Regions from separate parts of the Homo sapiens genome. Here all the other regions are linked to region 1. A link is an interaction called in ENCODE POLR2A ChIA-PET data of the cell type or tissue named here. Cell type or tissue: PC-9. All regions are shown on one strand.

Region 1 (2,500 bases):
AGATGAAAAAAACAAGATAAAAAATAGGCAAGATAAAAAGAAAGCCTGGCACCACGAACTTGCTCTGGCTTTGCATTCAACTGTCACGTGACTTGGGATCCCAAAGATATTTTTTTGTGGATTCTTCCAGCTACAAAAGAGAAATGTGTACATCTCAGCTAGCGTACCCTAAAATTCCAGTATTCTGTCACATGTTCTAATGGATTTATTCCTAGTTGTCAAACTATGTGTCACAATTTTTGGTCTCAGAAAGTAGTTTATATAAGCCCAAATGTCTGCAGAGAGTGAACTTAAGACTGAATGTTACAGATGAAGGAAGAAAAGGAAATTACCATTTACTTGTGTATTTGGTATTCCTTGTGTGCCAGGCACTTTGCGTATATTCAGTAAGTGTGAGAAGGATTATAGCATATAAAATGATCTGATTTTAAGTTTGACTTGGTAATACTTAGTTCATTTAACGCACTTATTGTTCTTTTCTCCCTCCCTACTTTGGGTGCCAAGCTGAGACATAGTTCTTGCCCAGAAAGGACTCTGGTTTAATCAGGAAGGCAGACACAAAATATGATGTGGCTTTTACCACATAATAGTAAGGATAGCTAATATTTACTATGCACAGAATGTTTCACATGCATTTTTTATTAAGCATTCATAAGATTTGTTTAAAAAGATACAATCCCCATCTTACAGATGAGAACTATGAGGCCTGAAGAGATTAAATGACTCACCCCAAAGTACCTAGTGAAGTATCTGAGACTTCAGAGCCCCTGCTTTATTAAATAATTAATTTCTATCCTGTCTCTAGCTGTCTTGATTGTGACAGATCTCAAATGCTGATGGTGGAAGACTTTAAGGCAGTGTAATGATTTATAACATATATAATCAGGGTTTTTGTGTAAAAGAATGAAGACTATTTTTGAAGTGTCATCTGGGCCTCTTCTGCGTGTATTAGGGTGGTTTTGGACACAAAGTAGAATGATTCATTGTGGAATAGGTTCCCGAGTTGTCTTCTGTGGCTCAGATTCAGGATTATTCCACTATTTTTCAAGTGAGTTCTTTCCTGAAGCAACTTAAGATAGTTCACAAATCTCCCTTGTTTCCTCCCTTTATGTCCCTTTTTCTCTGCAACACTGTTAGTGATTTTGCTATGTCACATTCATAACAGTTCCGAGTGCCTGCTTCCAAAGCTTCAGTTGATTCTGTGGCATTGCTGCTAGATCAAGCCTTCTGAATGTGGCCTTTTGCTGAGGAGTTCCCTTCTGATAAGGATTGTTTTGATCAGGGTAGGGGTGGTATGAGATCCAGAGCTTAGGGTGAACTCTCATCCCCTTGACCTCTGCCCCTATTTGAGTTTATACTGACTTGGTAGGGACTCCCTATGGAGCCGAGAGTTTAGCACTTGTTTACAGTTGATGAAAAGATAGTTGCATTCAAAGGCGGTTGTTGGGTCCTTGGATAGTCTTGGATGTCTGCCACTATCTCTGGTGGGTGAAGGGATTGCTTGAATATCTAAGTCTGGAGATTTTAATGAATGACTAAGAAGGAATGAGAAGAAATTCTGAGGCTAGTTAGGTTCTGCAGTTGTTCTTTCCATGGGAGCAATATTGCAGTAACATTTTCAGATGAGACAAAGACTTTTAATAAACATTTGTTTTATTTTATTAAAAAAAAGCTGAAAGGGGTTGCTTAAATTCAGTGCTTGATAACAAGGGAATACATGGGAATTCTTCTCTTCCTTTTTTGAACTCTTGCCAAAGAGAAAACCTTCTGTGTTAGGCAAACGTATCAGTAGTGGGGGGATACCCTAGATTAAAGTCACTGTCTTCAAAGTTGTACATAGTTTTACAAATTAACTTTTTTTTTCTAAATATCTCACATATTCTTAGCATGCTGAGGCTATAATAACTCAGTTCTAACTGAGGCCCTTTCTGGGTACTCTTTGGTCAACCGGGACCACTCTTTGCCTCTTTACCTGAAGCTACTTTGTTTTTGTTTTATTTTGGTCCAGTATTTGTCATAGATATGATCTGAAAGAAAAGATAAGCCTCTCTCTTTGAAGAGAGCCGACAGTCATTGTGAACCAAAATTGAATGTGCTTTGTTGGTAAGCATAAGAAAATCAAAACTGCAAAATAAGATTCAAAGTGAAAATACAGTGTTAAAGATCTTTTTCATCTGTTAGTACAAAATTCCATGTCCTAAGTGTAGTCTGCCCTATAGATGTATTTTGTTTGACTTCCAGGATGTTTAAATAAAATCATGTTAGTTGTCAACATTTAAAATGTTCAAGATGGCCGGGCGTGGTGGCTCGCGCCTGTAATCCTAGCACTTTGGGAGGCTGAGGTGGGTGGATCACCTGAGGTCAGGAGTTCGAGACCAGCCTGGCCAACATGGTGAAACCCCATCTCCACTAAAAATACAAAATTACCTGGACGTGGTGGCGCATGCTTGTAATCCCAGCTACTTGGGAGGCTGATGGAGGCAGGAGAATTGCTTGAACC
Region 2 (2,500 bases), 530 kb before region 1:
GTAGAGACAGGGTTTCACCATATTGGCCACACTGGTATTGAACTCCTGACCTCAAGTGATCTGCCTGCCTCGGCCTCCCAAATTGCCAGCATTACAGGCATGAGCCACTGCGCCCAGCCATACTGAAGTATCCTAATTTTTCACTTCAAAATGGAAATTTTTTATTTCTGATGACAAAACTCCATCTCTACTAAAAATACAAAAAAATCAGCCGGATGTGGTGGTGCATGCCTGTAATTCCAGCTACTTGGGAGGCTGAGGCAGGAGAATCGCTTGAACCCAGGAGGCTGAGGTTGTGGTGAGCTGAGATCATGCCATTGCACTCCAGCCTGGGCAACAAGAGTGAAACTCCGTCTCAAAAAAAGAAAAAAAAGGAAAAAATAATAAAGCAGATTACTCAAAAGTATGATAGTACTATACCATTTATTATTTATTTATTTTTTTTTGAGACAGGGTTTTCGTCTTCCACCCAGGCTGAAGTGCAGTGGTGTGATTGTAGCTCATTGCAGCCTCAAACTGCTGAGCTCAACTGATACTCCCGCCTCAGTCTACTAGCTGGGACTACTGGTGTGCACCACTGTGCTTGGTTAATTCTATTATTATTATTATTTTATTTTTATATTTTTGTAGAGATGGCGTCTCGCTATTTGCCCAGGCTGCTCTCAAACTCCTGGCCCCAAGTGATCCTCACACCTTGGCATCATAAAGCACTGGGAACACACCTTGCCCAGCCTACAATATTTTTTTCTTTTTTTTGAGACGGAGTCTCGTTCTGTTGCCCAGGCTGGAGTGCAGTGACAAGATCTTGGCTCACGGCAAGATCTTGGCTCACTCCAACCTCCGCCTCCTGGGTTCAAGTGACTCTTCTGCCTCAGCCTCCTGAATAGCTGGGACTACAGGTGCCTGCCACCATGCCTGGCTAATACTTTGTATTTTTAGTAGAGATAGGGGTTTCACCGTGTTAGCCAGGGTGGTCTTGATCTCCTGACCTCGTGATCTGCCCGCCTCGGCCTCCCAAAGTGCTGGGATTACAGGCATGAGCCACTGCGCCAGGCCCTGCTTTTTTTTTTTTTCTAACTTAACAATATGTAACAGGTTTGGTTTGTGAACTTGATAGACTGATTCTAAAACTTACATGGAAATACAAAACGCCAAGAATAGTCAGAAACATTCCTGAAGAAGAAGAGCAATGTGGAAGCACTTGTTCTAAACGATATCAAGACATCATAAAGCACTCTGAGTATACAGATTTAAAAAATAAGTAAGTAAATAAATAAATACATCAGAAAGCTATAGTGAGACAAAGTTTGGCTGGGCATGGTCCTGATTACAAAGTCCTGTAATCCCAGCACTTTGGGAGGCCAATGTGGGCAGATCACATGAGGTCAGGAGTTCGAGACTAGCCTGACCAACATGGTGAAATCTCATCTCTAACAAAAATACAAAAAAATTAGCCGGGTGTAGTGGCACACACCTGTAGTCCCAGCTATTCGGGAGGCTGAGGCAGGAGAACCGCTTGAACCTGGGAGGCGGGGGTTGCAGTGAGCTGAGATTGCGCCATTGCACTCCAGCCTGGGTGACAGAGTGAGACTCTGTCTCAAAAAAAAGAATATCTTTTTTTTTCTTTTTTTGAGAAAAGAAAACTACTTGGGAAGCTGAGGCAGGAGATCACTTGAACCCAGGAGGAGAAGGCTGCAGTAAGCTGAGATTACACCACTGTGCTCTGATCCTGTCTCAAAAAAAAAAGGCCGGGCCCAGTGGCTCACACCTGTAATCCCAGCACTTTGGGAGGCCAAGGCGCGTGGATCGCGAGGTCAGGATATTGAGACCATCCTGGCCAACACGGTGAAACCCATCTCTACTAAAAATACAAAAATTAGCTGGGTGTGGTGGCACGTGCCTGTAGTCCCAGCTGGCTAAGGCACAAAAATTGTTTGAACCCAGGAGACAGAGGTTGCAGTGAGCCGAGGTCATGCTACTGCACTCCAGTCTGGTGACAGAGCAAGACTCCATCTCAAAAAAAAAAAAAAAAAAAAATTAAAACATCCAGCGTGGCCAGGCACGGTGGCTCATGCCTGTTATCCTAACACTTTGGGAGGCTGAGGTGGCTAGATCACTTGAGGTCAGGAGTTCAAAACCAACCTGGCCAACATGGTGAAACCAACCCCGTCTCTACTAAAAATACAAAAAAAAAATAAAATAAAATAACCGGGCGTGGTGGCGGGCGTCTGTAATACCAGCTACTCGGGAGGCTGAGGCAGGAGAATCACTTGAACCCAGGAGACAGAGATTGCATTGAGCTGAGGTCATACCACTGCACTCCAGCCTGGGCAATAGAGCGAGATTCCGTCTCAAAAATATATATAATAAAATAAAATTAAAAAATAAAACATCCGGCACATCATACATAAAGGGTAGCTACTCTTTACATATCAACAAAAGGCAGCTCCAGCTGGACGCAGTGGTGCACACCTGTAATCTCAGCCCTTTGAAAGGCCTA
Region 3 (2,500 bases), 720 kb after region 1:
ATCCCCTCACGGCTAATTTCCATGCAATGATGTAAATTTCCCTGGAAGCAAAACCAAAAAAGGTAAATGTTGCAAAAAGATGCCATTTTTTCCCCAACTGGTATAACTACAGTCATTTATTGACAATCATTTCTTTTTAATCTAGCCCAGAATGATATCCAGTACTAGTAGGGCCATTTTGCTAACCTGGTTGCTCTGCCAGCCTTTCAGGTTGAAGCACAAGAAAAACTAGCAACAAATTTCCTCACATAGGAAACCACATTTTGCTTAGAGGAGAATCCAAAAGATTTTGTATGGAAAAAGTGGGGACGGGGGAAGAGGAGGAAGCAGATGAACCCTTGACTGTCTGACAACTCATATTTCCATGCACTTGAGACTAAAAATTTTTCCTATCACAGCCTTCTTCATTCAAAGGCATCTCTGCCATCCTTCTCTGACAGCAGGACACCTCTAAACTCCATTTCTAAGCACAGGTTTCCCCATAAAGCTTTTATGAGCTTCCCATACGCTAACACCAATCGACTGGAGTGCCCAGCCAGCACTGACTGGAGTTGGGTTTGGTAAACATTTCTACATAACAAAAAAGGAGTTTTTAGCTAAAGATGCTGGACTTGGCTCCTCCTTGGGTTCTCAATCAGAGGACGAGGGTCTCTACCCACTTGCTGGAGCCACGCTTTACAGATCACCCCATGTCTAGCACACCCATTCAGCCCCAGCCTCTCTTTAGTCCAGGCTAAAGAATGTTGATTTGAGCTTCCCAGCCACTGGCACTATTTTACCATCACAAAGCATGCTAGGCTCCCAGCACAAAGTGCAACTTCCTAGGAAGTAAGACAATTCCTCTCCTAGAAGATGATGTAGGATGTGTTAGTTTTCCAAGGGGAACACTGAGGTTGCAGGGGAGGAAAAATGCCCAGTGTGACCACCATATCTCCCCCTACACTTTCAACAGGACCCCTCCCACACCCAAGTCCAACTTTCCACTGGTTTGATTAGCAAATCTCTCCTGCTTTTGGGAAGTTGGCATTGTCTCTTTAGGTGAGGAATGAGTCATTTCCCACACATGCTTCAGCTGAAGCCCAGTCCCTTGGCACCCCTCCCCAACATTTTTATTCTTCCATTAATTAAAACAACTAATGTCCCATTGATTATCTTTGCATGAATGAAAATCACTACAAGCCCTTGCAGGTATATGAGAAATTCTGTTTGCTTAAGTATTCACACTTTGATTTCCTATAGGCTAATTTTCTCAAGCATAAAGAAATTCAAACAAAACAAAACAAAAACAAAAACAAAATCTCCTGGCACTTTGCAATAAAATACAAATGCTAGTTGTAAAGAGCTTGTGCCGATCTCTTGCAGGAAGAAATGTTCAGATGGCCCTGTTTTAGTGCTGAGTTTTACTATCTGGTAATGGATTCTAGACAGTGAAGGCAAACATTGATAGGTCATCAGACTCAGGTTTTGAATTTCTGTTTGTGTTGAGTGAGATGAGCTCACCCAAATTTACTTTTAAGCTACCATGTCAGCCCTCGAAAGTAAAAAGGCAGGGGACAATCGACACTATTTAGAATTTCCCAGCTACTTGGCCATTTCAGCTTGCATCTCCATTTCTGGGGGCTGCCATAATTAGAGCGATCTATTTTGCATTTACTTCTCTTTGCAAGCACTACATTATTCACTCTTTCCTGTGCTTATTAAACAGTGCCACCTGCACCAAATTCAACAAAGCTCTTCCATCAGTCGGGCCCAGCGAAGGATCCCAGACCATATATTATCATTAATTGAAGCTCAGTTGAATTGTTGACGATAGAGTCAACAGCAAAAGCAACACATTTTCTAGGAGCTGTTTATAAAAATATTTTAAACAAAAAAAAATGCATTCTCCAAATCGTCATCTTTTACAAACTCATTTCATTCCTTCTGTACAGTAATTCAAGCAGCAATTAGCAAGTCTTTTAATTAATGAACTATTCCCTGTATGTCACCAAGGTGCCTGCAGCACAAATGTCCTCCTTCATAGGTACCAGCAGATGCAGTCGATAGTTTGTCCCCCAAAGCCTTAGAAGCTGACTACCTCGACAGCCCTAACACTAAAAAAAGGATGTGAAGAGCCAAAGGCAAGGCTGGAAAGCAGAGAACAATTTTCAGGAAAGTAGCCATGGAGAGTATGAATCCAGAGAAAGGGAAAGACAGGAGAAAGGGAACCAGCAGCAGAGGGGAGAGGCAGAATATGAATGTCTAAAGACATCCATGGCTAAAGAAAGGCACAGAAAGTTTCTGGCAAAGGTGGGATCATCTCTGAGCTTCAGCTACGTTATAAAGGTACCTTACATCCTAATGCTGATGATTTACACATTTTTAAGAGCCTCAAACCTCACTGTGGCTTGTTCTTTTAAAAGCTTCCTGCTTTGTTCAAAATACTGCTTATCTTTGGTATTGTCAACAGCTCTGCTCTGGGAGAGATTAATTAAGTGATAGGTCAGACACAATGAGGTGA

Evidence for each region. ChIA-PET counts read pairs that join two places held together with the same protein. Peaks named below come from ENCODE experiments on the same cell type or tissue, not always from the same donor. Only the 100,000 strongest peaks of a DNase experiment are listed, where the experiment ranks them.
Region 2: POLR2A ChIA-PET joins it to region 1 with 8 read pairs; 3 of 35 experiments call an interaction of 5 or more read pairs at or near these places.
Region 3: POLR2A ChIA-PET joins it to region 1 with 5 read pairs; 2 of 35 experiments call an interaction of 5 or more read pairs at or near these places.

The regions. Positions count from the first base shown.
Region 1 is chr9:124,720,142-124,722,641 of GRCh38, reverse strand. All of the region lies in intron 2 of NR6A1 (nuclear receptor subfamily 6 group A member 1), which reads left to right. LOC124902269 (a long non-coding RNA gene) reads left to right here. Exons shown (of 2, transcript XR_007061772.1): 1 at 1-2,500. Among named protein-coding and RNA genes, the nearest start is that of MIR181B2, 28 kb to the right of the region's middle. RefSeq lists an enhancer at 1,169-1,678. In PC-9, no CTCF peak of the experiment used is centred here; a DNase peak (open chromatin) is centred at 1,391; H3K27ac peaks cover 706 bases.
Region 2 is chr9:125,251,657-125,254,156 of GRCh38, reverse strand. All of the region lies in intron 1 of HSPA5-DT (HSPA5 divergent transcript), which reads right to left. Among named protein-coding and RNA genes, the nearest start is that of GAPVD1, 8.9 kb to the left of the region's middle. In PC-9, no CTCF peak of the experiment used is centred here; no DNase peak of the experiment used is centred here.
Region 3 is chr9:124,003,777-124,006,276 of GRCh38, reverse strand. No RefSeq gene overlaps it. Among named protein-coding and RNA genes, the nearest start is that of LHX2-AS1, 4.4 kb to the left of the region's middle. RefSeq lists an enhancer at 694-1,451. In PC-9, no CTCF peak of the experiment used is centred here; no DNase peak of the experiment used is centred here.